2 separate regions of the Homo sapiens genome follow, and region 1 is linked to region 2. A link is an interaction called in ENCODE POLR2A ChIA-PET data of the cell type or tissue named here. Cell type or tissue: endothelial cell of umbilical vein. All regions are shown on one strand. Links, peaks and the distances in the headings refer to the core of each region. The heading gives the core; the rest is flanking DNA.

Region 1 (15,606 bases), core at 2,641-10,640, 460 kb after region 2:
GTATTGACTCAAGGGATGAACCAGTTCTTAAACAAAGAATTCTCCAAATAAAGTAACAGTTTAAAGAGTGTTCACAGGAGTAGGGGAATGGTTTTCAAGAGAAGTGAAATGAAGATGAGGAAAGACCGAGGGTGAGCTAGAGGGACAGCCATGTAGAGCCATGCGGGGTGGGACGGGTGAGTGGCCCTCAGAACCCTATCCCAAACACCCCTACAAAACCAGTTCCTTTGAGGAGCCAGATGAGTAAGAATACAATGAGTTAAGAGGAAATTCAGTACAATTTCATTATTCTTTAAAGCAATTAGCCTGTGGGTCTGCGATACGCCTACATAATCAAGAAAGGTGTCAGAAAATGTCAAGCTTTTACCTAGTAACGATTGAGGAGCTGGTTCTGTGTTGCACGATTCCATACATTCCAATATCACAAAGGAAGAAAAAAATCTTCCTTCAGGGAAAGACAATTTGTTCTTGTTTCCTTTTGACAATGGAATGCATGGATTTGGTCAATGCGGGGGAAACTTGGTTCAGCATTCTGGACTTTTATGGCTGTGTTCACTTGGTTGGCAGATGACCATGAAAAGTAACTTGTTTGGGATGTCAGTGGGTGTGGAGGAAATGCCAGTAAATGTGTGTTGAAGGAATGAGGGAATAAATGAATGACGCATCACTAAGATGGTGATCCCTGGTCTGTGAAGCCGACTTGCTGCCTCACAGCCTCTATTTCTCAAGGTTACTTTTCTTTTATTGTTCTCAGGCCTAACATACGATTGTAGACTCAAACTCTTTGTGTCACTTTAGGAGCAGGTCCACCGTGGCAAAATGGTTCTAGGGCCTCGGCAAAAATAGGGACATCTCAATACTGTGGAACAAAGACACATGTGGTCAAATGAATGACCAGTTGTGTTCACTTGCTCATTCATGTGTTCTTTGATTTGTCACATCTCTATAGAGCACCTAGTATGTGCCAGAGACTGATTTAAGTGCAGGGAATACATAGTGAATAAATCAAAGCTGCTGCCTTCAAAAAGCTGCCATTGTAAGGTGACAAAGGAAAAAAGTAAAAAATCTTCCTTCAGGGAAAGATAATTTGTTCTTTTTTCCTTTGTGTCTGTCTCAGAGAGACAGACAGTAATAAAACAGGGCTTGTGCAGTAGGTGGTGGTGATATGTGCTATGAACGAAAAATGAGGTGGCTAGGAGAATAGAGTGCTAAAGGTGAGGGGATGGCCAGTTTAGGGAAGCTGGCGTTGGCCTCTCTGATAAGAAAACATTTGCACAGAGAGCCTGAGCAATGCAGGTGTCCTGAGGAATGTCCAGGAAGGGTAGATAGCAGGTGCAGAGGCCTGGGATGGGAACAAGCTTTGCATGTGGCAGGGTCAGCAAAAGGTAGAATGAAAGTGAGAGTGTTGAGATGAAGTAAGAGGGAAACCAGGCTATCCAGCACCCTTTGAACACCTTTCCAATAAAACCCAAGACTTCGGGTTTCATTCTGAGTAAGATGGAAAGTCATTGGAGGATTTCAAACATAAGAGTGATAAAATCTGGCTTACAGAAAAACAGGCAAAATACCTTTGGCCCAGTGAATGAATTGTCCTTGGTTTCCATGTTAATACCCAGAGGCCAGTACTGGGCGTTTAGGTCTATCTGGCAAAATATATGGTTAATGTGCCCATTCTTCCAAGGTGAAGTCAATCTCACAAAGTGTAGGATACCAAGGGCAAGAGTCACAAAAAGGCAGCTAGCAGGGTGACCAAAAAATGGTAGAAATAATGTGTAAGGGTTGGGGGTGGGTAAGGAAGGGCCCTGGAGTAATTGCTGTCATTTGTTTCATCTCGAGCAGGCAGTTTCTCACTGAAGAAACTTAATGAAAACTGACAATATTAAATGATTGTGGCATTCAGATGGCAAAATTACACTTCAAATCTCCTGACTCTCTTGAACATAATTCATGGAATTTAAGATAAAAAGCTGAGCTCTTCATGCACGTTTTGAGTTGTTTCTTTAAATTTCCAACAATCCATAATTTTTCTCTCAAATGTTTTCCTCGACTCAGCTCATTTTTCTCTCTGCCGAGGTGTTCCAGAGAGTGGTTTCATCCCTCCATTTCCAAAGGTCAAGGATATTCCTCTATCTCAGAAGCCCGGACTTCTGGCTGGTATCCTCTTGCTCCTGCTCACATCCCTTTCAGATAGCTGTCACAGCAGCCATTCAGGCAGGGCCAGTTTACCAAGGAGCATTCCCAGAACCTGACATGGAGCAAGTACTCACTAACTGCCTGGTAGCTAAGTAAATAAAGAAGCAAATGAACAAATGAATAAATAACAAGATTTGAAAAGGCTACTAACACTATGGCAAAATATGAACATGCACTAAAAAAACTCACCTGGATTTCTTAATTAGCAAGATTTCTCTAAGACTTTGCATCTCACCTAATTTTAGTCCAAGGGCTTTCTTGCATAGCTCTCTGAACCGACACATTTACTTAATATCTAAGTGAGCATTTCTTCTCAAACCTCAGTTTATTTTGAATCCCTGAGACTTAGCTTTTTTATTTTTTAATTATACTTTAAGTTCTAGGGTACATGTGCACAATGTGCAGGTTCGTTACGTAGGTATACATGTGCCATGTTGGTTTGCTGCACCCATCAACTCATCATTTGCATTAGGTAATTCTCCTAATGCTATCCCTCCCCCAGCCCCCCACCCCTCGACAGGCCCCGGTGTGTGATGTTCCCCACCCTGTGTCCAAGTGATCTAACTGTTCATTTCTCATCTCTGAGAACATGAGGTGTTTGGTTTTCTGTCCCTGTGACAGTTTGCTGAGAATGATGGTTTCCAGCTTCATCCATGTCCCTGCAAAGGACATGAACTCATCCTTTTTTATGGCAGCATAGTATTCCATGGTGTATATGTGCCACATTTTCTTAATCCAGTCTATCATTGATGGACATTTGGGTTGGTTCCAAGTCTTTGCTATTGTGAATAATGCCACAATAAACATATGTGTGCATGTGTCTTTATAGTAGCATGATTTATAATCCTTTGGGTATGTACCCAGTAATGGGATTGCTGGGTCAAATGGTAATTCTAGTTCTAGATCCTCCAGGAATCGCCACACTGACTTCCACAGTGGATGAACCAATTTACACTCCCACCAACAGTGTAAAAGCATTCCTATTTCTCCACATCCTCTCCAGAATCTGTTTCCTGACTTTTTAATGATTGCCATTCTAACTGGCGTGAGATGGTATCTCATTGTGGTTTTGATTTGCATTTCTCTGAGACTTAGCTTTCTAGGTTACACAGGAAGTCGGTGTCTCCCTGGACAGCTGTCTGCTTCTTGAATGGTTTCCGAGTGTCCCTTTGATTCACTGTTCTCAGATCTACAGGCATTTATTTATTCTCTCCTACCAGGAGCTAGTTCAATTTAGTTCAAAAAATATTAATTGTTCTTTTCTGGGCCACACTCTGTACCCTATTCTGGAGGAGGAAAAAATGCTATAAAATAGTACTCCATTTATTTGACATCCTCAAATTTTCATAAATTTTCAAAAACTTTATAGTTGTATGCATTTAATATTAAAGATATTTTAGCAGAGACTAAAATCATGATTTAATTCTGCAAAGTACACCGAGATCATTAGTACTGCTACCTCTTACGATCTACATCACTGTCACTCACTTCAAGTCAAGAAATGAATTTTTTTTTTTTAACCCATCGTTTGTTGCATTTTGGTCACAGAGTCCACCCCTACACGTTTTTTCTTTTCTCCTAAAGATGTATGTAAGGCTTAGGCAGATGATGACAAAGACTGTATTATTCAAAATCTTTGGGAGGCCAAAACATTAAAAATGATTTTGGAGAGGGGTGCCAAATACTGATAAAATAGACAACTAGAAAATATGGTAACAGAAAAAATGCAAAACATTTGGAGGGACTCCACTGAGAATGAGATGTGCAGAGCCTGCAGGGCAGGAGAGTGCTTCAGTAACCTTGGTGTGTGGCACAGCGCCCCCAGCTGCAATCAACAGAATAACTCTAGGTTGTTCGGCAGAAAAGGAATTCATTAAAAAAAAATTAGAATGCTCAATAGGGCCAGAAAATTAATCTAGGGGACTACACAACCAGGAACACCATCCAAACCATACAACAAGATGGTAGTTTCAAAGATTCACTGCCACCCCTGCCGGGGATCCACACCATAGCTTGCACCATGGATATTGAACGCTGAATGCTGTCCTCTACCCCAGCTAGCCCCTGAGGCCAGATGCTTCTGCTGCCTCTCCCCCAGAAAGTGGATTCCATGGTGCCTGGTTCCTCCGCATAGCTCACATCTGAATCCAATTATCATATGTCAGTGTCTGGCCCCCATTCTACCTATAATATAGGTCGGAAAAGCTGGTGTTCTGGTTTCTGCCTTGGAGAGGTGGGACTCAAACATTGGAAAATACGATAATTCACCACTTTGATGTACCCTTTGGATGCCCAACATCAATATCTGTTCTTAATTTGATATTTAAACTTCCTCCAACCAACCAATATTCGCATGTAAAATATGCAATTATACTTGACAGAAAAACCTGCTCATCCTCTCCCCTTCTGACAAGGGTAACACATCCATGTCAAGAACATGATTTCTGGGTGGCTTCCATTCCTCCTCTAGTTCCATCTGATATTCTGTAAGTTAGGGTTTAAACTATGCGATGGAAGTCTTAAATTGGGAGGGAGTTGAAAGTCATCCTACTCTTGACCAATGGGAGACAGGAGCTGGTGGATATTCTCCTCTTTTGCTCCTTAAGCAGACAATTCTGGGTTGCATCCTATACAGGTCTTCAGAGGGGCCCTACAGGATCAGATCCCAGCTTCTCACAGTGGTGATCAGCTCAACAGTGCATCCTTGGATTACCTTTTTCCCTATTTCTCTTTTACTCCTTCCAGTCCCCAGCTCCCAAAATAAATTATCTCCAAAAAAACCTTCGTCTCATCTCGGGTCTTGGTAAGAACCTAGGTTAACACTGGGTTCTAGACATACCTCTCTCTGATTACTAGGAACAAACACTCCAGCCCACATAATTCAACCTGTTTATGTGTTTCTGTCCAGTGGAATCAAGGACCCAAAATAATTGGGTGGCAGTCTTACCTCTTAATTCAATGGTTTCTTGTTGTGTTTGCTGACAGAAGAAATCCTCTCTTGGGAATGATTTTGAAAGGAGGAGGGTTTCCACGAATGACCCTGGGTGCTCAGAGTGGATTAAATGGACAATGAGCAGCTGGGAATTTGGGGGCACCTCTTTTCTCAGAAAAAGGGGCTGACTACATTCAAGCTCAGATTCCCATACAACTGGTGGTTTTCCCCTTGCCTCTCCCTGGCAGGGAGACTGTAACATATCATGTGTCCCCAAGATCACTAGGTCCGTCAAGTTTCCCACGTGCAGGGCAGCTGGCTTTCTAGACAATTCCTGTAAAGAGCTGACAGACCAAATCCAGACTGTCTGGCACCAAGAAGCTTATGCATTCCCCTAGTGAAAGCTCCTTTCTCATGGTTGCCCTGTAAGAAAGGAGACCCACAGGCTGGTGGCAGTATTGGTGGTGGTGGTGTGGTCGTTCGTTCTAACGTAACTGATCTTTCCATGAGATGGAGAGACCAATGGATGGTATGGAATATGTCTTGACTTTTTATGCAATAGCAGACAGCACTGAAGGTTTCCATCTGGAACAAGAGGCATTGAGACCTCTAAGCCAGGGAGCCCAGACACTCTAGTGATAAGATGCAAACATTTTAATAGCGTAATTAGGAGTGATATAGTAACAGGTACCACTCTCACTTTCAGCTCTTGGGCTCTTTATTCTGACTATGGGAGAAATAGCACCATCTATTGGCTGTTGGTTCATAGCACACAGAGTATCCTGTATGGAGACATCTCATCTTCTCAAGGAGTTATCTTCCTGCTGGCACAATAACTGGGTGTTCAGTAAGCCATTCCATCATGCCGTAAGGCCTTATGGTGAGACAAGAAATCCCATGAGCCTCAGTCTCTTGTCTCACTGTCATCCCTGTAAAATAAGCTCTTTAGTGAGAAGCACTGTTACATGGAAATGAATGATAGTGAATAAGGCAATTTGTTAAGTTCATGGAAGGTGTTGTTGGCATAAAGAATCCAAATACAGAGTAAATAGTTATTCCAGTGAGGACAAATTATTGCCCTCTTCACAAGGGGGAGGGTCTTCAATATAATTCCCCTCCTGTTTGTAGTTGTTTTAGTCCATTTAGTGTTGCTATAATAGAATACTTGAGACTGGGTAGTTGATAAAGAAAAGTTGTTTATTGAGCCCATGATTCTGCGGGCTGAGAAGTTCAAAAGCATAGTGCCACATCTGGTCAGTTTCTGGTGAGGGCCATGGGCTGGCTCAAAATATGGCAGAGAAGCAGAAAAGTGAGTGGGTAGGTACAAAGAGAGCAAGAGAATGTCTAGGAAGCAGAACTTCTTTTACAACAGCCAATCACTGGTAACTAATTTAGTCCTGGGAGAGTGAGAATGAACTAGCTCCCTCAAGAGGGCATTGATTCATTCATGAGGGATATCTACCGACATGACCCAAATACCCCTACTAGGTCCAACTTCCCCAAACCATCACGTTGGGAATCAAATTTCAATGTGAGCTTCCAGGAGGACAAACTCAAGCTACAGCAGTAGTGTTATATTAAGTCTCTCAGGGTTGGTCACTGCTGCTGGAAATTAGTCAGCAGTGGCAGTGGCCACATCTTGGCGAGAAGTCCTTGTTGGGCCAGTGCATTGTTTCTGTCTGTCTCTGCAACCATTGTCTATGGGGCCACTGAGCAAGCACCAGGATGGCTGGGGAAAGGGTAGGGCACTGGGCAGGCAATCTTCCAACTACATATTTAGAACCTCCTACACAGTATGGCCTCTTGAGACCATTCCAATAGGACAAAAATATTCACCTATATTGGGGTCTAGTATAACATGTCCATCCACATTCCTCTTCCCGAGACCTTATTTCATGTTCCTGACCATCCATCTAAACTGATACTCATGAGGATGACATGTTGAGGATCTGCCTCTCAGGCCATCTCTCCTTCCAGGAAAAGTGTATAATGTGGACTACTCCAAGTTCTGCTCCCTGGGAGGAGAACTTCCCCACTTTCTTTCCTGTCTTTCACCCTGAGTGGGGCTGCAATTAAATTCCCACAGGTGCCAGCAAAACTTGCAGAGTCATCTGTAAGCCATATTTGACTTCTTTTCTCCTTGGTGAACTGCTCACTGGAGACTCCTCATGAGACCATGGCTATGAGGGAGGGGTGAGTGTGGCAGGAAGCACACTGAGAGGAAAAAGCACTGACTGCCCCTGCAGCTCATGAGTGCCGTCAGCCATGTGGAACTCAATGCTGATATATACCGCTCCCATCTGATGAGGATGTGCTGCTGGGTTGGGTCCATGCGACTTTTGGCTTGGCGTGTCATTACTTCAAGATGGGCAGCTTAGGTCATATGGTCACCTAGTGTCCCATGGTCAAGCCCTCAGAAGCAAGCCCCAATAGCAAGTCAAGAGTTATTTCCAAAAGGAGAATAATTAACTTGCATAGGAGAGCTTGGCTTTGCTCCAAAAGCTAAGATGCTGCAGCTGTGCTTCCTCTACTGGGATTTGCTGCAGGCTTCACACACCCTCCAGGTCTGCCCCAGTTGCTCTGAGCACCATCAGATCTCCTGGGTCTCTAAGGGCATTAGGGAGCTGCTTACAGTAGGGCTGGTGCAAGTAGAGAGCCATCTCTTAGCCCAGGCCTCAATTAACAGTAAATGAGTCAGAGCAGCAAATCCAAAGCTCATGTAGGCTGCCTTCAGATGCCACAGAGTTCCATCAACATCCGTGCCTTTCTTAGTGTTGGCACTAACATCTGCAGCTCCTACAAATATATGGTATTGCCTTTGTTTATTTCGGTAAGAAGGGGAACCTAAGGAGTGTGACATCAGCCCTTCCAAAAATCTATACCCTTACTCCATGGATCAGAAAGCCATTATGGGTATTCTGCAATTGCTGAGGGTAGCTATTCCAGCTATAGACTCAGACACTGGGTAAGTTACCGGATGGTTTGTCACTGAGAAAGTTGAAGTAGTTGAAAGAGAATTTCCACAGTCTACCACCACCACATCCGCCCACCTTCCAGCATCTGCTCCCACTTATAATCTGTTCTCTTACAACACGTATTTCTGTAATAGGCATTAAATCGAATATTGCTAAGTAAGGAGATGACGTCACTCTCATGTGGAAATTGGGTTGGTTCATACATGATTTTTTCTTTTTAGCATATTAATGCTTTGTGTCACCAGACAGGAGCAGCTGAACGTGAAGGATGCCAATGGAATGAGTTGAACGAACAAGGTGCGGAATAAGGCTCTTTATATGACGTCCATCATCACAGGCTTTTTCTGGTTCATCTTGGCCGCAGGTTCTGCCTTGGCCAGGCAGACAGTGCCTGTTGTGTAACTCAGCATCTCCTTACCCTTCTTTATGCCTAGTCTATCAAGGTGACATTGCCCTTTTCTTGGAAAGGTGAAGTCCTTATTTACTTACATATTTATTAGGAATATAATGTCTTAACTGTGCCAATATTTTCACTAAGATTGGTGTTTCTGTTAGTGTTCAGGTTGCAAAATTGGATGTTTGCAATGGTTTTCCCCAACCAGAATTTATGTTTCTTTTTCATAAATTGTTATTTTTAGTGCATAAATTTGAGAATGAAAAAATTTTTAGGAGCATATTTATCATACTATAGCTGAAATGTCTGTATGCTGTCTTCCTACCCGTAATCGTGAACAAATTATCATGCTCCTGTCTAAAGCTAATTCCTCCAATTGTGGACTGCATTTTATCCCCTTATTCAAGGACGTCGCTCTAGCACTTAGCCCTTTTTTCCTATTTCATCATCTTTTCGTCTTTCCTGGAATTCTCTTTAACATAAAAAAAAAGCTGCTACTTCTCCCAACAAATCTTTCTCTTGCTTTCACACTCTTTACCAATCTACTACTCCTATTTCTTTGCTCACCTGTTCTGCAAAACTAGTTGTAAGAACTGTCTATGCTCACTATCTCCAGCTCTTTTCCTATTTTTTCTTAAGCTCACTGCAGTCTGGTTTTGCTCCCCTTCCATTCCACCAAAAGCCCCATGGTCAAGGTCATGAATGACTCCCTCACTGCTAAAGCCAATGGTCAATTTCCAGTTATCTTACTTGGTCAGTTAGCAGCATTTATAGGGTTAAATACTCCTCCTCTATACCCTTTATTCATGTCTTCCAGGCAACCACACTAGGTTTTCTTTCTATTTCACTGGTTGTTCCATCTCAGTTTTCTTTGGAGTTTCCTCTTCTCCTGCCAACCTCTCAGTATGGGAGGAATTCAGGGCTCAGCCCTGGTCTTATTCTCCTATTCCCAATCCTTTGGTGATCCCATCCAGTTTCATGCCACCTAAATACTGAAAATTCCCATAATGTATCTCCAGAGCAGACCTTTTTCTTAAAGTGCAGACTCACATATTCAATTGCCTAATCAACATCTCCACTTTGTTTAATGCATATTTCAAAATTAGCAAGTCTAAAACTGTCTAGCAAGCAAGTCTAAACAAGATCTGCTAGTTTAGACTGTCTAGACTAGTCTAAATTAGAGTGTCTAGACTAGCAAGTCCAAAACAGAATTTCTGATATTTCTCACCAAACCTGCAGCCTCTGCAGCCTTTCCTCTCTTAGTTGATGAAAACTCTACTGTTCCAAGTTCTTGGCTAAAAGTCTTCAGTCATTCCTGTCTCCTCTCCATTTATCATACCTCACATCTAACACATCAGTACATCCTTCTGGTTCTACTTTCGAAATACATCCAGAATCCATGTGCCTCCTACCAACACGACTGTTACCACCCTGGGGCAAGCTACCATTTTCTTTTGCCTGAATCATTGCAAAAAACTCCCAGCTGATCTCTTTACTTTCACCCTTCTCTTCCTACAATCAATTTGCAATATAGCAGCTACAGTATCCTAAAACATATGTTAGGTGACATCACCTATTCAAAACTCTTTCAGTGGTTTTGAGTAAAAGCTAAAGCCCTTAAAATAGTCTTCAAGGCCCCATCTCATCTAATATACCACCTCTACCTGCCACCCATTACCTTGTTAACCTAATCTCTCATCCTTTATCCGCAGTATCCACTATATGCCAGGAGTATCTCTCTCCTCCTTCAAGTTGTGGTAATCAAAAATGTCTGCAGACATTGCCATATGTCTTCTGAGGACCAAAAATTGCCGCTGGCTGAGACCCCTGCTTTAACCCAAGGAATAAGGACTACAGAAATCTTGCTTTTTCTTTGAGTTGTCAAGTTCTACCAAAAGCAGATAGCCCGCCTCATAGGGCTCGTATTCCTCAGGTTTTTGGTGTTTCCCAGAGCATCAGGTAAGCACAGGCATTATGAACTGCTTCACCATCACATGCCATACACTTTCTATAACACTAGCTGTATTCTCACTGCCTTTAACCCAAGTAGGCCAGATACCGAGTAACGAATTCACATTACTGGGGGCCTCTTGCTTGAAACCCCTCAGAGTATCAGTCTCCATTATCAGAGTCCCAGCTGTTAACAACACAACCACATTTACTTAGTTTTAGCAAAAATGAAATGTATTCAAGATTAGTAGGTGGCTCTTAGAATTTCCTAGGAAGGCCAGAGAGAGAAGCTTAGCGGTGGCTACGTAGCCAAGAGCAGTGCTGAAACCTCAGGAGAGGAATGTTCTGGTGAAGATCGCTTTGTGTTGCCACTGGGCACAAATGCCATAGCTTGCACATGGGTGGACCTGATACCAGGGGCCCAGGTTTCCACACCCTGGCTGGAAAACAGATTTTATGACTTCTGCTTTGGGGAGCTGATTCACAGGGTGGAAAATTACCCAAACATAGCAAAGTTGTTCAAATACCACTAAAGCTGCCAATAAGTTGAACAATTGTATCACACTATTGAAAAACATTAAACCAGAGCATATATTCTCCTCAAACTTACTGTTTCTTTTTCTCAGGTAGTGAACATAAGCAACAAACTGACTTTCTATATAAATAAGGGCGAGGTGACAGTGTATGAATGCTTTTAGAAAAAAAGCAAATTTCATTTTCCATCATGTTTTGAAGGATACTGGCTTAATTCAGTTATTATTCTCACTGTTGGTTTACATAATAAACATATAAAATGTATTGCAAATACAAATTATTTTCATTCCAATGGAGAAGAAAATTACAGGCTCAAAAATCAAGTTTAATATCAAAAGAAGTTACACATAAAGGTTTTTACATTTCCGAAAATCTGATAGTTAAAATATCCCGTCTGGTGTTGATTGTGATACACTTAAGTGAACCCCTGAAAACCTTTATTTTGAAATTGAAGTTTTTGCTCAGAAACTGGGCAGAACTTTTCACATTCTGACAGAAGATAAAACTTAAGTCTAAAAAATATTCGATAACTTTTTTCTCAAAAACATTAAGTACTTTAGAATATAAAGCAGAAACTCTTACCAAGCATGTGTACCCATCAGCCACACCTCCTGTCTTTGGGGGAATTTGGTTACTTGGAGCTCTGTGGGTGCTATATGAATCCTAGAGACAGCAAACTTCTGCTGTACAGCTAACTTACAAGGGCCTGAACCCGGCTGATGGCAGCAAGCCTGCTACAGTCCAGAAGAGTGCGACTTCTTATATTTACATATGAACGCATCTGTCTTTCCAAGGCTAACTTTGTAGCATTCCACTGGTACCAAGGAGCCAAATGGTGACATTCTGTCTAAGAATTTGTGGTTACTGGCTTCGAATGAAGTTGACGCTGTCTTGAATGCACCAGTTTTTTCTTCAGGATTCAAGCACTTTTTAATTCCAGGTTCATCTGTGTGACTGTCCTTGGAATTGAAAGGGATGTTGCTCTCTTTACAATCTGTAAGGCGCCTGTGGTGATCTTCACTAAGCAACAATACAATGGTTCCGCCAACATGAAGCACTCTGTGACAAAAAAAAAATGGTAATTGCTATCTTTCTCCTTTCTAGACAACAAACAATCCCACTTCATTTAAAATGGTTCATGTTTTTAATTTGAAATTTAATTTTATCCATTTAAATATAAGGATTTTTGATAATTAGGTAGTATCTTCTATAATGTATATTCATTATAGTAATTATGAAATCCCTAGTACAAATCTGCTTTAATTATCTATTTTTACTCAAAAGGCAAGCCTCAAAGTAATTTGTAGTCACGGTCTAATAAATGATTGTATAAAGGAAAAGGCAAATGACAGAATCCTAAAGACTGCATGTATTAAAAGCAGTAGCCTGACAGCAGAAGAAAGTTAACAGGAAAGAGTTAGGACACGAACAAAGAAATGGCGAAGGAAAAATCAGAAAAAGAAGGGCAGATCTTGAAATGTCAGCTTCTTGAGGAGAATGCATTTACTCAATTATCAAAGTCTATGTAGCACTTATGTGGAAAAAGTCATGAAAACACTTGCCTGTGTCCCGTGACATAGCCCTGTAAGTTGCCAAGAGATCACTGAACATCTCTTTGGGAGAGAGAGGCGAGTAAAGGGTGTGAAAATGCTATAATCAAGGCAAGCATGAGGGGCTTGGGAACATGAGGTGGGTCCCAAACCCGAGCATGGGACAGAGGAGAGAATTTCCCAGAGGAAGATACCTGTGCTATGAGTTAAAAGACAAGTGGGAATGAGCCAGGCAAAGCGACGGCAAGCGGCTGCAGCAAGGGAGGGTGCTGGAAGCAGAAAAAGCAGCAAAGACGGGAGGAAGTGGAGAGGAGGCAGCTCTGAAAGCAGCTCAGTGGGTGGGTGAGTCACAGCGGGTGGGAAGTGGAGGGAGGAGGGGAGTAAGGAGTTCAGCTTGGAACGTGCTGATGTACCTAAGGAACACATAAGTGCGGATTCCACCAGAGAGCTGGATACACAGCCTGGAGTAATGGAAAAGACCAGGCCTTGAGGTAAAGATACAGTAAATGGTAGCTAAAGCCATAATGGTGGATGGGATCACCTGGGGTGGCAGTACAGGTTGAGAAGAGAAAATGGGACAGGGAGCAGAGATTTCACATTTAAAAAGTGACGGAGGAGAAGACCCATGAAGTAGACATCCTCAGAGAAAATCTGGACAACAGTTATGTCAAGGAAGCCAAAGAAGTACAGTTTCAAGAAAGAAACAGTTTCAACAGTGTCAAATGCTATAGGGCCGGCATGGTGGCTCACACCTGTAATCCCAACATTTTGGGAGGCTCAGGTGGGAGGATCGCTTGAGCACAGGAGTTTGAGACCAGCCTGGGCAACATGGCAAAACATGTCTCTACCAAAAAAATACAAAAATCAGCCAGGTGTGGTGGCGTGTGCCTGTAATCCCAGGTACTTGGGAGGCTGGGATGGGAGGACTGCTTGAGCCCAGGGGGCAGAGGTTGCAGTGAGCTGAGATTGCACCACTGCACTCTAGTCTGGGCAACAGAGAGAGACCCTGTCTTTAAAATAAAATTATTTTTTACACACATACATATGTAAAAATATATATATAATATATATTATATATTTACATATAAATACATAATTTATATACATATAAATTATATGTATATATACACATATATACATATATAAATTATATATATATGTAAAATAACAAATGCTATAGGACTAACAGGTGATCAGGATTATGAGAAATCAGTGAACCCAGGGACAGCAATCCTAGCTGAAGGCAGGAGCAGATGCTCGTCTGCCAGGGTAGAGTGGGGCTGGAAACTGAGGAAGCAGAGGTGTCAAGTGTAGGCCATTATTTCAAGAAGTTCAGCTGTACAGGAAAAGAAACAGTGGCAGCTAAAGGACCAAGAGTTAAGGGGAATCTGCCTCATGCCCAGCAAAAATCTAAGAAGCTTAGGTAGCTTTCCCTAGTCTAATCCATCAGCAAAGCTAGACAATTCTGTCTCTAAATTGTATCACATATTTGTCTACTTCATTCATAGTTTGCCTGGACCACAGCAACAATCTGGTAGACAGGTCTTGTTTCCATTCTTGTCGCCCCTCCCACTCTGTCTTCCGTTTCCACACAGAAGACAAATGTAAATTCTTTGCTAACTCCTCAGTTGCTTGCACTGTACTTCAAATACATTCTAACCCCCTTACTCTGGCATCCAAGGCTCCTACACAATCTGACCCTTACCTACCTTTTTGATGTCACTGCCTGCTTTCTTTGCTTACTGACCTTCCTTCAGCTGCTCAAACTCACCAAGCTGCTTCTCACCTTAGGACATTTGGAATTGCTGTTCACCCTGCGTTTATCACTCATTCTTATCACTCACGCCCCACAGTCAAATATCACTTTCCCAGAGAGGCCTTTCCTGACTACCTAGCTAGGGTAGCCACTACTTTTCTCTCACTCTAAAGCAAAACATTTTGTTTTATGTCCATCACAGTACCAGTCATGATCTGACATTATCCAGTTTGTTTACTGATTAACCATCTGTCTTCTCACAATGAATGGTCAGAGACCTTGCCTGTCGTATTCACTGCTGTAATCCCCGGGGCCAAGTACATGCAAGTGCATGGGAGATGCAAAGACTTCCAAACGTGTCTGGGGAAGGGATAAATGAATCTCCTGGAAAGAACCGGCAGATGAGTAGGCAGAAGATAAAAATGAGAAGTGGGCAGAGTGTGATCCTTGAGGAGGAAGGAACTGAGAGGATAAACCCTTGCAGGAAGAGGGAAGCCTCTTCTACTGAGCAAGGAAGAAGTGGATGGGAAAATGAGTACTCTTGAAGACAGAAACTGAAGTAACTTTTTGGGGCAACAGTTTAGCAATCATGTATCAAAAATATGAAATGTACATAACCTTTGACCCAGCAATCTCACTTCTAGGAAATTATCCTAAGAAGATGTAATAGTAGTAGTAGTAGAATAACAGTGATAATAATGGTGATATAGCTAATATTTATTGAGTACTTAATATGTGCCAGGCAGTTGGATATGCTCTGTATTATGTATCATTTAAACTTCAGAATTATCTTTCTAAGTATGCTCTATAACACTGTCATTTTGCAGATGAAGAAACTGTGATACTGTGACTGTGGTGCTTGGTCATATAGTTAAGTTTGAAAAACCATGCAAGGATGTTCAAAGAATAGTTCTTTTTTAAAATAAAAAATTGGGGATTATCTAAATATTCATCCATAAGCACTGGTTGCATAATGGTACATACATATAATGTGGCAACCACTGAAAATTATAATGTATATTGTAACAACTGATCAGAAAGGAGATTCATGACATTGTTGAGTAGAAAAAAAGCAATGCTACAGTACATTAAGGACAATCCTATTTATGTAGAGTAGTAAACATGTATCCTTTTGTGCATATGTACATGACAAGATGCCTAACAGGACAGTCACCATTTATTGTAATTTTGTTCAAATAATGGAGAGAAAGTGAAAATCACCTGAAATCCTGCTACTCTGAGATGAACATTTTCCATAAATGTCCTTCTAGGCATCTTTCCATGATCATACGCACATAATTTCTTTTCTTTTCTTTTTTTTT
Region 2 (15,606 bases), core at 3,158-11,157:
ATAATTCCACTTAAATACTGTTGAAAAATTAAATAAAATTAGTTCTAATGTTTAGGGATATGAGCTTAGATAGTAAAAAAAGAGAAAAAAGGAAGAACTTTCTAGGTTTCCTTTGTAAAAAAGAAGCAGGGAGCTGACTAAAAGGGAGGATGACAAAGGGAATTCTAAAATTTTTCTTCACAAATTAAAAAAAATACCACTCTCATGCATATTTTATTTAGTTCATTCTTATATATTTTATATTTTTGTTGCTTTTATAAACTGGCTGTGTTTTCACTGTATTTTCCAAATGGTTATTGCTAGCATTTTATGAAGCTACTGGATTTGATTTGTTTTCTTTTTAATCTGGCAACTCATAAATTCTAAAGAAAAGTAAAAGGTGCAACGGGGGATATCCTAACAGGTAGTTTTAAAGTGTTGGAAGACACAAAATGGTACTCATGGCTGGAATGTGAAGCTCTGTGTTCACCTGCTGTTCCTACAGTCCTTCTTTCCCTGTGGCTGCTAAAGTGCCTCCATTCCACGGGCACAGACACTTCATCAATATTCTCCAAACCTCTTCTCTAGGAGCTTTCCCATTACCTTGGGGCACATGCTTTTGATAAAATCTGTCATTTTTAATAAGGTACAGCAACTTAAATAATTCTCTTTGAAATAAAGAGCAACGAAGCAGAAAAAAAACCAATGCTTCTGATTAAAGACGCATCTTTAAACTTTTACAGTTTAAACACAGAAACAACGCTTTAAAAAAAAACACAACAGATTTTGATTACTTCTACATTGCTTCCAATAATAACTAAGCAATTTGTATAAGTCATTAACAGAAGGGGATTCATGTCTAATAGTTTTAAATCCAGTTGCTATTGTCCTCGAGGGCAGCAATTGTATCTAATGTATTTTTGTCTCTCTAGTAAATAACACGGTGCCTTGCCTGCAATAGGTACATCATGTTTGCTGGAGAGATCTTTAATTTTTAACTTTTATTTATAATGAAAATGCAGTCCAGGCTGGGTGCGGTGGCTCAAACCTGTAATCCCAGCACTTTGGGAGTATGACGCGGGTGGATCACCTGAGGTCAGGAGTTCGAGACCAGCCTAGCCAAGATGGTGAAACCCCATCTCTACTAAAAATACAAAAATTAGCTGGGTGTCTGTAATCCCAGCTACTCGGGAGGCTGAGGCAGAGAACTGCTTGATCCTGGGAGGCTGAGGGTGCAGTGAGCTGAGATCATGCCACTGCACTCCAGCCTGGCCAACAGAACCAGACTCCATCTCAAAAAAAAATAAAAGCAGTCTAATGATGCAAAAACTGTCAGAAATGTCATTAGGAGGAAACAAGAATATAGAAAGCGTAACAATGTTTTTGAATACATCTGATTAAGGGTTATAGTATAGAAACATCATAAATACTGATAGAAATAATGTTAAATATGGAGACAAAATATACATATAGAAGTTTTTTTTTTTTTTTTTTGAGACGGAGTCTCGCTCTGTGGCCCAGGCGGGAGTGCAGTGGCGCAATCTCGGCTCACTGCAAGCTCCGCCTCCCGGGTTCAGGCCATTCTCCTGCCTCAGCCTCCCGAGTAGCTGGGACTACAGGCGCCCACCATCACGCCCGGCTATTTTTTTTTTTTTTGTATTTTTAGTAGAGACGGGGTTTCACCGTGTTAGCCAGGATGGTCTCGATCTCCTGACCTCGTGATCCGCCCGCCTCGGCCTCCCAAAGTGCTGGGATTACAAGCGTGAGCCACCGCGCCCGGCCCATATAGAAGTCTTGACGCAGAGAGACACGGAAAGGAAAGCTAGGTTAAGATTAAGGAAGGCAGGCAAACATTATAGCTCAGAGAGTTTAAGAAAAGGGAGAAGAGTGATTAAAATCTTGAGGGAGACCTGCAAGTAGTATTGTACTACAGGTTCACTATCTCAGAATGCTGGTAAGAGGCCTCATTAGAGCCAGGCCAAGCACCCTGGTACCATCTACCCGGAAAAGAGAAGCCATGGATGGGTAATTTTTAAGCGTCCTATGTCTTCAAAGTATATATTCCCTCCTGCATGCTCTTGACATGGACAATTCCTCTAACAGAGAAAAGCATCTTTCATTATATATTAGCATAAATGGTTTACCATATTAGATAACACATAAAATTCATTCATACCAGGTTAATCAGTATATCAGTATACAAGAATAACTGATATGATGAAACATTTTCATTTTGATAGAGGTTAGGAATGAAAATAATAGGAGGGACATATTTAAAATAGCCTGAAGAAAGAAAGGAAAAAGATAGGAAAGGAAGAGGTTGATGAAAAATCAAACTGTGTAGACTTTACCATTCCATCTTGGATAGAGCATTCTTTTGTCAAATAAACAAGAATAAAGAGGAGCTGAGAACAAAACAATGTTTGCCATAAATGGGCTGTATTCAGTAGTTCTGCTTTAGACAACTTATAAGGCTATTTTCCCCTGAGCTTTCAGTTTAAATAATTTTTGTTTCAGTGCATTTACCTGTGAAATTAATACTTCAATAGGTTTCAAATTCTTGAAACTATATTTTCATCTGTTTAGCCCTAGTGAATCTCGAGGGTAAAACTGATATGAAAACGAAAACTAGATTTCTTAGTCACTTACAGGATTTTAAACAACAGGGAGTCAATACTTTAAACATCTTAATACTATAAAATTTAGGAAGAACCCCACTCCAGCTATATTCCGACTCTAATTTCTACTGAGATCAAATGCACATGAAATAAGACCACTCAGTCCATATATAATAGCATGGAAAATGACTTTTAAAATTCATTTGGTATTTCCTTGATGTAATTAACTGAGCCTGTACTTCACACATTTTAAAAGTTAGTTTTTCCTTAAATGTAAGTTACAGATGAGTAACAGTAAATATTTTAAAAATTATTCATTAATTAAATGATTCTATAAAAAAAATCTGTGGAAAGGCCTAGGTAAATTAATGGGTGGGTATATAACTAAAAACAACTTGTTTCCCTGTCATTATGGTTACCCCTAGTTCTCCTAGGCCAAACTGCAACCTGTATGTTGTTTTCAGCTGTGATGGAGGTCAACCAGAGAGTGTATTCAAAATATTTCACTGATCTTTTAGTACTTCCTGTTTCTGCCATCAGGCTCTGTATGTGAGACACTATTTCCAGCTCCCCACCGCCATACCCTTGCATTATTTCTCTAGTCTCTTATAAAACTTTTACTAGGCCAATTAAGTTGCTTACAACTGGGCAGATTTTTACAACCCTGCCACATTATCTAAAATCACTAAATTAACTTGAAAATTAACTGAAAAAAATGTTTCTTTAAAGAACAGTAAGGTTGACAAGCTTTTATAGTAAGAATAAGATAGTCTGACTTTTATGCTTACCTTAATTAACATAAATTTCTGCATTGGTTCAACCCATTCTAATAGAACAATGCTAGTCTGAAGTGCTCCACATAGGTATTTATGGCCCGTGTAAGGATTTCTTACTGTCAAAGCAAAAATATAAATGAGTTCTCTTATAAAACAAAGTCATTATGACAATAATTGCATGCTCAAAAAAACAAACAAAACTAAACAAACTAAACATAAAACAAAATCAAAAGCTGGTTGCCAGTTCAGTTTCTTAATTAGAGGGCTGGGTGAAAAAAATACTGTTTCAGGTAATAGCAGGAAATGCCCTCTTAACTTGCAGGATTTTTATTTGTATGCACAAATGAAACTGCTGGTTATAATGAGGCTGTGGGGTAAGAGGAAGGACTTTTCGTCTTATGATGGTAGGAAAATTACCTGAGGTGGCAACATTCTGATAAAAGGGTCAAAGTAAATTTGGGAAGAAGTTGTCAGACTCCTAAGATACAACACATTCGGGTGGTTCACAAGGTGCTTTTGGTGGTAATGTTCAGAGGCAATAATGTTTTGTTTCTGAAAATAAAACACTTGTCTATCTTCCCCCTTTTGATTCAATTCTTATGGTCACTAGAAAACATCACAGATATTAATCGAACCTTAAAATACTGGTTTACAAATAATAAAATTGAATTACCTCAGATTTTGAAATTTTCTTCTGGTTATAAACCAGAAGAAGTAAAGTAAATATATGTGAAGTAAATATATTTGGAATAAAGATAAAAAAACTGAACTGTGAAAAGGGGAACAGCAGTAAAGTTCACACACTTCAAATAGATTTGAAATATTTAAATGGCAGAGGAGGAGAACAGCAAAACTGTCCCGCCAAAGAAAACAGAGAAGTCTATATAGGAAATTCTTTCCTATAATTAACTTTTCCTAAAAACCTGCCCCTTTGTCCTCAGGTAGAGTCAAGTAAATTTGCTGCAGTTCTAACAGAGACTCAACCACCATGTCTAAACCCAACCTTGTCATCCTCTTTTGCTCTAAACCAGCTGTTCTCGCTTCCTGTTAACACTTGCCCTTCTGCCAGTCTTTTGGGTTTGAGGCCTCAGTCATCTCTGACATCTTTTCCCTTCACACCCAGATACTCCTTCCCTGCTATTTGCACTGCTACTGCTCTAGCACAAGACTTCCTTCCTTACTTGTTGCACAGTAATAAGTACATGCTCACACAAGGCCAATGGCTCACACTCATCTGCCACTCTCCTTTCTATCATCTGTATCCAGCTAAGCGAATAGTCAGCATTTATTATGTAACCTTTATGATTTTTTTTTTGCCTCCACATGTTATGTCATTTCTTCTGTTTGAAATGACTCTCCATCTATTCAGTTCAAATCTGAATCTGCCTTATTTTGAGGCCTGGCCCAAATGCCACCTTCTTCAGTGAGCCTATGTTTAGAGTCCTTTCCACACTATACTTGTGGTATAATGACTCATGTGTTTATCGTCCCTTTTATAATAATAGTAACTTAAGGGAAAGAAATCATTTTTTGCTCTGGCTACATGCAAATAGAACAACTAATTGTTATTGGGGTGGGGGAGGAATTTAGGTGAGAGGAAGGTGAACATAAAAATACATGCTGAAGGAATAAATGCCATCTCACAAGCCATTGCTAAGCAGAATGGTGAATGGTACGTAACAGGACCCTTGGAAAACAGGGTGTGATAAAATGTGGTAAAAAAAAAAAAGTCATACAACTTTCTCCATTTACCTAGGCAATAAATTATTTGTTTAGCAAATAATTTATTTGCTAATAAACATTTATTTGCAAATAAATTATTTGCAAGGTACTATGTATTAGGCTTAGTCTACACAGAGATGAAACAGCCAAGAAATTTGTTCTACTTAAGCAGGAAAAATAAAGTATTGCTGGCAGAATGCCCTGGGGTAGTACTGTTTTATGCCAGATTTTAGGAGGAGTCTCAGAGAGCTATATGCTATTGGACAGTTTACTTACCAACACAACACTTCTGGCACCATTTGGTTTCAGGGATTTTTGCTGATACAGAAAATTTCCTAAATGTAAATAAAAGTGAGTACGTAATATATGTAGGCAAACTTAGTATATGAAAAAGCTACTGTTATAGATCAGTGCACAAAGGATGAGTTCAAAACTGGTGCTGACATACTAGCTCATCTATTAAAATTAGAATAAAAAGGCCGGGTGCCATGGCACGTTGCCTGTAATCCCAGCACTTTGGGAGGCCGAGGTGGGCGGATCACAAGGTCAAGACTTCGAGACCAGCCTGGCCAACATAATAAAACCCCGTCTCTACTAAAAATACAAAAAAATTAGCCAGGCATGGTGGTGTATGCCTGTAATCCCAGCTACTCAGGAGGCTGAGGCAGGAGAATCGCTTGAACCCAGGAGGTGGAGGATGTGGTGAGCCGAGAGCACACCATTGCACTCCAGCCTGGGCAACAACAGAAGAGCAAAACTCGGTCTCCAAAAAAAAAAAAAAAAAAATTAAATAAATTGGATCCCCTTCTCATGGCCCCCAATCAGTTCCAAATGGGTTAAGGGTTTAAATATGAAAACAAACTATAGAAGTCTATAGAAATATATGACCTTGGGATTTAAGAAATACAAAAACAACAAATCATACAGGAAAATGCTGTTACATTTTAATTGGCTTTTTTGCCCCCACTGATTCAACCTTAGCACCTCAAACTACAGGTGGCAGTCAATTACTGAATTAGTAACTTTGGTTTACCAAAAGATATCATTGAGAAAATGAAAAGCCAAAAACTGGAGAGAGCTATTTTTAGTACATGTAATACATTTACATGTACTGTAAAAAGCTGTCTTATTATAAAAATTTGTGAAGAATTTCTTTTTTAGAAATCTTTGTTTCTCTACTCAGGAAAAGTGGGATACAGATGTTCTGCAAAGGTGCTATAGGTGTTTTGCAAACATCTGACTCGAATTTAATAGATAAAAATCAATTCTGAATTTTTTTAAAAACTACAATTTAAAAACTACACATACACTCAAATGTCTTTTAAAATGTAATATAATAAAGGTTGTTGGTGCATCAAATTGTAAAAACCTCAAATTAAACCCATTTCTGTACATACTTTTTATTATTAAATTTTATTTTATTTTTTGGACAAGGTCTCGCTCTGTCGCCCAGGCTGGAGTGCAAGGGTGTGATCTTGGCTCACTGCAACCTCCGCCTCCCAGGTTCAAGCAATCCTCCTGTCTCAGAATGCCAAATAGCTGGGACTACAGGTGCCTGCCATCATGCTCAGCTAATTTTTGTATTTTTAGTAGAGACGGGGTTGTGCCACTTTGCCCAAGCTGGTCTCGGACTCCTGAGCTCAGGTGATCCGTCCGCCTCGGACTCCCAAAGTGCTGGGATTACAGGTGTGAGCCACTGTGCCCGGCTAAAGATTTTTTCTATTTTTTTTTTTTTTTTTTTTTTTGAGACGGAGTCTCGCTCTGTCGCCCAGGCTGGAGTGCAGTGGCTTGACCTCAGTTCACTGCAACCTCTGCCTCCCAGGTTCAAGTGATTCTCCTGCCTCAGCTTCTCAAATAGCTGTGATTACAGGCATCAGCCACCACACCCAACTAATTTTTGTACTTTTAGTAGAGACGGGGTTTCGACATGTTGGCCAGGTTGGTCTCGAACTCCTGACCTCAATTGATCCACCGTGCCTGACTTCTACAAACATCTAAACTCTTTTTTTTAAAAAAATAATTTTTAGAAGAAAGAGACAGATTTCACCATGTTGCCCAGGCTGGTCTCAAATTCCTGAGGCTCAAGTAATCTGCCAAAAGTGCAGCCTCCTTAAGTGCTGGGATTACAGGCATGAGCCACTTAAACTTAAATGTGTAAATTTGCCAAAGATTAGATAGATGCCAGTGCTCTGTACAAGTCTTTTTTTTTTTTTAGAGTTGTACAATTTTATATAAAATTGTACAGCACATGTGTGATGTTCAGTGCAATTCCAAACAAGCTCAGAACAATTTTCCTGATGGATGTTCTTGTAACCACACAATTGGCAACTGAATGATAAGCATAAATATAATATTAAAAAATATAATATCGTAGTACTGTAATTTTAACCCTTAATACATTTTATATATTGACCTATTTATGAAAAGCTATAATTTTAGCTTCATTTACTGAGTCCTTACTATGTGCCATGCATTTTAGACATCTGTGTCATTCAGTCCCTCCAATAAAGAGGTAGGTTACAGCATAGAAATCTGAAGCTTAGATTTTTGCTCAGGTCTTTTTTTTTTTTTTTTTTTTTGGAGACAGGGTCTCACTCTGTTGCCCAGGATGGAGTGCAGTGGCTCAATCTTGGGTCACCGCAACCTCTGCCTCTTGGGTTCAGGCAATTCTCCTGCCTCAGCCTCCCAGGTAGCTGGAACTACAGGCTGTATCAATTTAAATGAACATTATTCAGAGTGTGCAAGGTAAGCTGTCAAAAACTGTTACCTCTTTTTAAGTACTTGTCTTTGTGAATCAAAACGTTTTTCACACTGTGACAGCTAAACAATGACACAGAATTTATTCAGATGTTGAAACACTGAACGACTACAATGGCAATCTAGAATATTCTGATTACGATTTTCTGGTTAAAACACCTCATTGTACCCTTGACTAACTTTACATTAGGAAAAGTTTTACATTATAACTTACAATTATAAAAATGCCCCTTTCATATACATTGGAGTTTAATGCAGCTTAAAATAAAACAAAACAAAAACTCCCCACACTCTTAACGAATCTGCTTTGAACCAAAGCGCTTTTTAGAGTTAAAAAAAATCTGAACCAAGCTCCTGACAGATTTCGGCTGGCAGAAAGTTTAATGTTCCTGTCCACACTTGTGAACTTGTGTCCTAGCTCCCAAAGCTAACTTAGGGGTTAAAACACTGAACTAGTCAAAACCCAGGAGGATTAACTGCCAAGTTCTGAAAGACCATAGGGATGACTACTACACAAACAGAAATCAACTATTAAGTATGGCTGTGAATTAAGGATTTCAAAAACTTTTCAAAATAAGAGTTGTGGGCAGTACACTGAAATGTTTCAAAAATTTAGTTAATGTTCTATAGTGATCTATAGACTTGCCTTAATTTTAGTCATGATTTTATGAAACACAATACAACTTATTTTACCAGCACCCAATTAACTGGAATTCTAAATTAACTGTCTGAATGTATTTAACATAGGATATTTTAGAGTACACTACAAGGCAGAGTTCAATTTATCATGCCCAATAATGATGACAAAAGGTCTATTTCTTGAGAGCTTACTAGGTGCTGTGGTAGGTACTTTACATACACGATTTATCATTTTCAAAACAACTCTGCCAGATGAGTATATAGGTTCCAGTTACAGCTGAATATACGTGGAGAGGCTGTATAATTTACCCAAGGTCCCATACCTAGTAAGTAAATGATACAACTGTACTTGAATTCCAAAGCTTATGCTTTACTAAAAATGGATTACAATATGGTACAATGAGTACCTATCTTCAGAATGAGAACCATGAGGCTCTTTATCATCAGATTAAGAATAAGACACTCAGTAGAGGTTTAAGTTGTGCTCACTGTATGGCAGAAGAAATGGTATGAATGCACATATATAAAATATTATGATGCTAAAAGGGTTTTTAGGTTTCCTGCCAATAAGTGAGAGAATTAAAAGATTTTACAGTAATTACTAGATAATGAAACTGAAGAAAGTGGGAAGGACATATTTGTGGCTGTTACTATTAAAAAAACTAAAGATTGACTATAATAAAATTCCTGAAATAATAACCTGGAGGTGAAATACCCTTAGAGCTGAACACATGGGGAAAGGTTGTATAATTTATCCAAGGTCCCATATCTAGTAAGTCAATGATCCAGGATTTAAATTCAACTTTACTTGAATTCCAAAGCTTATGCTTTATTAAAAATGAATTATAATATGGTACAATAAGTACCTATATTCAGCGTAGGTAAAATCATACCATATGGAAACTCCTTAAAGGAAGAGACTATATCTTATTCAATTTTGTCTCATTTATACATGGGACATTTCATACACATTTGGTGTATTCAGTAAAATCTGGAAGAAACGAACACAGCTAAAAGCAAATAAGCTAAAAAGGTCTCTATTGAGAACAGCAGATTCTCAAGGTACTCGAAAATTAAGGTTTTATGTTAGTTGCTTTACAACAAATATTATAAAAAAGAATAGGCATATTATAAAGTTTTTGTAAAATACAATTTATACCAGAGCTAGAAAATCTTTCAGTCAATAAAGAGGTCCAATATTATATTAAATAACGAAAGAACAGAGCATAATAACAAATTACTGAAACTAGAAAGGCAAAACCACTCAACTTCAAACTAATTATCTTCTAATGCAAAACACTGAGACACGGTCTTGCCTTGTTAGCCAGGCTGGAGTGTAGTGGCATGATCATAGCTCACTGCAGTCTCAACCTCCAGGGCTCCACTGATCCTCCCACTTCAGCCTCCTGAGTAGCTGGAACCACAGGCTCGAGCCACCATGCCTGGCTACTTTTTAAAAAATATTTTTTGTAGAGATGAGGTCTTGCTATGTTGCTCAGGCTGGTCTTGAACTCCTAGCCTCAAGCCATTTTCCTGCCTCAGCCTCTCAAAGTATTGGGATTACAGGCGTGAGCCACCATGCCAGGTTGCAAAAACACTTTTCAATAAATCATTTTGATTTTCTAGGTATAGAAACTTTGAGAAAAATTTTATAAAGTTAACACATATGTCAAAAGCAAAGGCACTAAATGCAATGTAAAATTATGGCAAAGTACAAGAAAAAAACTAGTTTTAAACTTGCAGAAAAAGAATAAAAAATTCAGAGAGAAAATGTCTGATATAATTTGAAAGTACAAAGTAGAAAAATTTTAGAACAAGAGTGTGATCACTAAGCACTTGTTAATGTATATTACTTATTATTTTTTCATCATGATTTTTATTAACCCAAACTGAGTGCTCTTTCACTTTCTGTAACATAAATATTTATGAGAATGAACTGTTAATATCATATTGCCTCTAAGGATGTACCCTTACCTTGGCAGTATTCTGTCAGGGAGTTTGTGTGCTGGAATAGCAACAGGTAACTTTTGCATTTGTCTTGCATAATCAAAAAGCCCTGGTAAATTATGGGAATAAAGCTGAGAAGCTTTACCTATAAAGAAAAACAGATATGACATAAAAGCTAATAATAAATAGTAACAATTGTAAGGTATTTAAAAACTAATATACTTACCAGATATTGATAGCAAGCAATTGTTCATTACATACAACCATGTACACCTTCGAGGGAATAGCTGATTAAAAAAAGGCACAAAGTTTACAAAGAATAATACATAATGGCAATGTAAATCTGTACACAGTAATCACGTAAGCTGTCTTATCTACAGGTCAGTTCTTTAAAAGTAAATTATTTTTAACATAAATTAACTTTATCAAGGATTCAAACCAAGATGATATATATACATACATATTTATGTGAGAGAAAAAATAAATTAGGCTAAATTTTAGCCTAAACACGATATGATCAGCTCAAGTCTCCCTTATGATTAAGGGCTATGTAACCCCAAACTATGCAGGGAATAACAACATTTTCAAACAACATCTATTCCTTTATTTTGGTTCTGGGGTTGAATAAGATTCTCCTCTCTACTCCTCCCAAAATAGACGTATCTAGGCACAATATGCATTCTAGGGTGTATGATACAGGAAAAAGCATCATGGTGTAGTGGAACACAGGATACAGAAACACTAGGTATGGAGGGAAAAAAAAGGCTGAGATAGAAGATGATGAAAACTCATAAATCACAAAGCAGATATATATATATATGAAATTTATTACTAAAATTTAGTACCATAAGAACTGAGAGGCATCTCTGGAAGCCTGAAAGTGGTCACAACTTAGAGCAAAGAAAAAGGAATTTCATGGAACACAATCTATATATTTAAAAAAAAATACTCTCATTAAGACATTTCGTTATGCGTATCAGTGGTTTTTAAATGGTCCTTGGACCAGCAGCTTCAACAACACCTGGGCACATGGTAGAAATGTAAATTCTTGGACCTCACCCCAGATCTACTGAAGCAAGAAGTTCTGAAGGAGGACCCAGGAATCTATGGTTTAACTAGGCCTCCAAGTAATTCTGAGGCAGACTGAAGTTTGAGAGCCACTGATGTACATAATTAGACATCCTGATTTAACAACCTTTGTTGCTGGGTTTGCTCTGGCAATTCCTACAACTAAGTTACTCCAAAACTAATTGAGATGAGAGAATGGAATAGAGAGGACCCAGGGGTGAATGATGAAACACATCAAGGCCTCTAAGGACATTACTTTATGGAAACACAGCCATAATAATGGGACTGAATAACTAAAAGAGAAAAGGTAATAATAAAAGGGAGGAGAAACAAAGTAACATTTTAATAAAAATTTTATTTCATTTACTGGGAAAATGTACTTACATAAAATAACCAATTTCTCCAAACAACTAAAATGTGGCATTGCCAATACAGTTTTTTAATTTGTAAAATGTGCCTATACCTGTGCCTCAAATAGAGAAGTTATCAACATCCATTTCCTACTTTCTGCTTTTCACAAAAAATTCACAACAAAATTGGGACTTCATTGGCTATACTGAAAAAATCAGGTAGAGAAGGGGCAATGACTTATTCCAGACCACATATCAGTACGTGTTATCAAAGTAGCAAGATACAGATTTTTATTTAATTCAGTGTTGAACTGGGTTTTCATACACATATCCACTAAAAAAGTATCTGATACTACATCGATGGTTTACTATAAAATTATATACTTCCAAATGTAAGTAGGTTTGCTTATTTAATATAAACATATATAAAGTAGCAAGACAAGACACAAATTCCTTTCATATTTTCAACATAGGGACAATGAAAAGGTATTTATGTATAGTTTTATTTAAAAAGTACTGGATTTCATTTTGAATTTTCTTTCTCTCTCTTTTTTTTTTTTTGAGATGGAGTCTCGCTGTGTTGCCCAGGCTGGAGTGCAGTGGCGCGATCTCCGCTCACTGCAAGCTCCGCCTCCCAGGTTCACGCCCTTCTCCTGCCTCAGCCTCCCGAGTAGCTGGGACTACAGGCGCCCGCCACCACGCCCGGCTAATTTTTTTTTTGTATTTTTAGTAGAGACGGGGTTTCACCGTGTTAGCCAGGATGGTCTCGATCTCCTGACCTCATGATCCACTCACCTCGGCCTCCCAAAGTGCAGGGATTACAGGCATGAGCCATCGCGCCTGACCCTGAATTTTCATTTTTAACAACTTTTACAAATCTAAAGCTTTACTAGATTTTCAATGCTTTCTTCCTTTAGTGAGTTAGGTTCTAGGTGAAATGATCAGTTTAATAAATAAGAATATAACAGTTAAGAAGGGTAGCTTCTATATTCTGCCTAGACTCATATATCTGTTTTATCAATGATTGTGTGATCTTGGGTAATTTACTGAATCTCTGTCTCAGTGTTCTTATCTGTAAAACAGAATACCTGTATCTCATAGAGCTGAATAGTAATTAAACAAGATACTCCTTGTAAAGCACTTAGAAGAGTGCTGAGTACTGAATAAATGTTAGCTATAAATAATAAAAGCAGATAAAAAACTTTAAATCAGGACCCTGATTAGTGTCATCTTCTCACTTTTCAGAATCTTCCCCTATTTAGTAGGCTCACGCCACCCTGTTTCCTATAAAGTCTAGAGAAAATCAACCTAATCATCAATTTCACAGTAAGATGAAAAATTCAGGCTCCACATATACTAATTCTTTACTCTTATAGGCTCCCTCTAGGAGGGAAAAATGTTTCCTTTGAAGGGCAATGTTTCAAAAAAAATTACTCTAGTAATGTAATTCAAATGCTAAAGCAACTAAGAAGGGAAGTTATTGCAGACTGGGGCTAGGTGTGGTTGATGGGTGCCTTCTCTCAAGAGTCCTGGCCAGGCCTGGTGACTCACACCTGTAATCCCAGCACTGGGTGGGTAAGGCAGAAGGACTGCTGGAGCCCAGAAGTTTGAGACCAGCCTGGGCAACAAAGTGAAATCCCAGTCTCTACAAAATATCAAAAAATTAGCTGGGCATTGTGGCATGTGGCTGTAGTCCCAGCTACTGAGAACGCTGAGGTGGGTCACTTGAGCCCAGGAGGTCAAGGCTGCAGTGAGCTGTGTTCACGCCACTGCCCTCCAGCCTGGGTGACAGAATGAAACCCTGTCTCAAAAATAACAACAACAACAAAAGAGTTCTTCAAATTAGGTTGATAAATGCTTACTCCACCTATGCATAAAGCTGGCCTTATTCCTTACAATTAATATTGTTACCAATATTATTTTTGGATATCTCATTATACCCAATAAAAATATGACCACCTTTGAATTATTTACTAATTATTATAATTACAAGATCCTTTTCCTCCCTTTCCCTGTTCTTAGGCACTTTTCAGCCATTTCACTGTACACCATTTCCAGATTAAAAGATTTACAGTATATCATACAGTTTAGGATCTTGCTAGAAAATTTGATTTAAAAAATGAAGATGAAACTGTTTAGTCATGAATAAATCATTACTTATATATTTTTCTTTCCATTTTATTTGTAATCAATTTATTTTTATTTTTATTTTGTTTTGAGATGGAGTCTCACTCCGTTGCCCAGGCTGGAGTGCAGTGGCGTGATCTCGGCTCACTGCAACCTCCGCCTCCCGGGTTTAAGTGATTCTCCTGTCTCAGCCTCCTGAGTAGCTGGGACTACAGCTGCACATGACCATGCTTGGCTAATTTTTGTATTTTTAATAGGGACGGGGTTTCACCTTATTTGTTAGGCTGGTGTCGAACTCCTGACCTCAGGTGACCACCCACCTCGGCCTCCCAAAGTGCTGGGATTACAGGCATGAGCCACCACGGCCGGCCTTGTAATCGATTTATATTGATAAAAGAATTAGTCACACATCCCGAAGGCACCCCAAACTCAGTATGACCAAATTGAAAGCATTACCATTCTCTTCAAATCAACACATCCTTCAGTATACTATACTCCATCTTTCTGTTACTGTCAGGCACCCAGTCACTCAAGTGGAAAACCTAAAGTTAACCTAGACCTCTCTTCAACCTCCATGTTGAAACGGTCATTCAATTCGGTCAATTCTAGATCTCTGATCTTTCTCTAGGTCCAGCATTTCTCTACAGGAACTATACAATCGGTAGAGAGAATATGGTGAAGTAGTTAAGCACATGGAATCTGGAGCTAGCTTGCCTAGGTTCATATCGCAGTCCAGCCACTGAATAGCTATGGAGTCTTTGGCAAGTTACTAATCCTTTCGGTGCTTTAGTTTTCTCATCCGTGAAGTGAGATTATCAATGGTGTCTACCTGTGAGAGATTTCATGAAGACTAAATAATATATGTCAAGCATTTAAAAACACTGCGTGGACACATAGTAAGCTTTATGTAAGTATTAGCTATTAATAGCATCACCATTATTATCAGTTTGTAGGTTGTTTTATGTTCCTGACTCGTGGGTACTAAATGATAAAAGCTCCCCCCACTCATTGTGACACTCAAAAACATCCCCATACTGGGGGAGAGGAGGAGAGAAATGGGGAATGACCACTAATGATTACGGAGGTTCTTTTGGAGATGATAAAAATGTCCTAAAACTGATGGTGTAATGGCTGCACAACGCTGTGAACGTACTAAAAGCCACTGAATTGTACCCTTTAAGTGGGTGAACTGTATGATATGTGAATTATATCTCGATAAAACTGTTTTTGAAAAATATCTTTTCCCCTCTGTTCTCTACCTTTGCCCTGAATTAACACTCTTTTACCATTTGACCATGGTTTCTAGTCTCATCTCTCACCGTACTGCAAACAGATATTTCTAAAACACAGGTCTGTTCCATCAGCATAGTACACCAAGCTCTGGTGTTTGGCTTCTGCCTGCCTACCCAGCTCCATCTATTGTTACCATTCTGTACTCCAGTCAAATGCCCAGTCATTGTTCCCAAACTTGCCATGCTATTTCACATCTCTATGCCATCATGCTTATCCTGTCTGTGTGACAAACTTCTATTCATCATAATTTAAGGTCCATCTCAAATGCCTCTACTCATCTCCCCACAGGAGGTGCTGGTGACATCCACCTCTGTGGCCAATATCTTATAC

What was found. ChIA-PET counts read pairs that join two places held together with the same protein. Peaks named below come from ENCODE experiments on the same cell type or tissue, not always from the same donor. Only the 100,000 strongest peaks of a DNase experiment are listed, where the experiment ranks them.
Region 1: POLR2A ChIA-PET joins it to region 2 with 10 read pairs; 2 of 35 experiments call an interaction of 5 or more read pairs at or near these places.

The regions. Positions count from the first base shown.
Region 1 is chr2:39,725,023-39,740,628 of GRCh38, forward strand. It overlaps THUMPD2 (THUMP domain 2 tRNA and snRNA guanosine methyltransferase), which reads right to left. Exons shown (of 10, transcript NM_025264.5): 10 at 11,039-12,037. The coding sequence ends at 11,713. LOC124905994 (a long non-coding RNA gene) reads left to right here and starts at 11,973. Exons shown (of 3, transcript XR_007086294.1): 1 at 11,973-12,056. It also overlaps a transcript of TMEM178A not described here. In endothelial cell of umbilical vein, for the core only: CTCF peaks have their summits at 4,024 and 5,884 (motif pointing left); a DNase peak (open chromatin) is centred at 5,899.
Region 2 is chr2:39,261,818-39,277,423 of GRCh38, forward strand. It overlaps MAP4K3 (mitogen-activated protein kinase kinase kinase kinase 3), which reads right to left. Exons shown (of 34, transcript NM_003618.4): 25 at 10,665-10,725; 26 at 10,466-10,583; 27 at 5,372-5,430; 28 at 3,386-3,489. Among named protein-coding and RNA genes, the nearest start is that of CDKL4, 26 kb to the left of the region's middle. In endothelial cell of umbilical vein, for the core only: no CTCF peak of the experiment used is centred there; no DNase peak of the experiment used is centred there.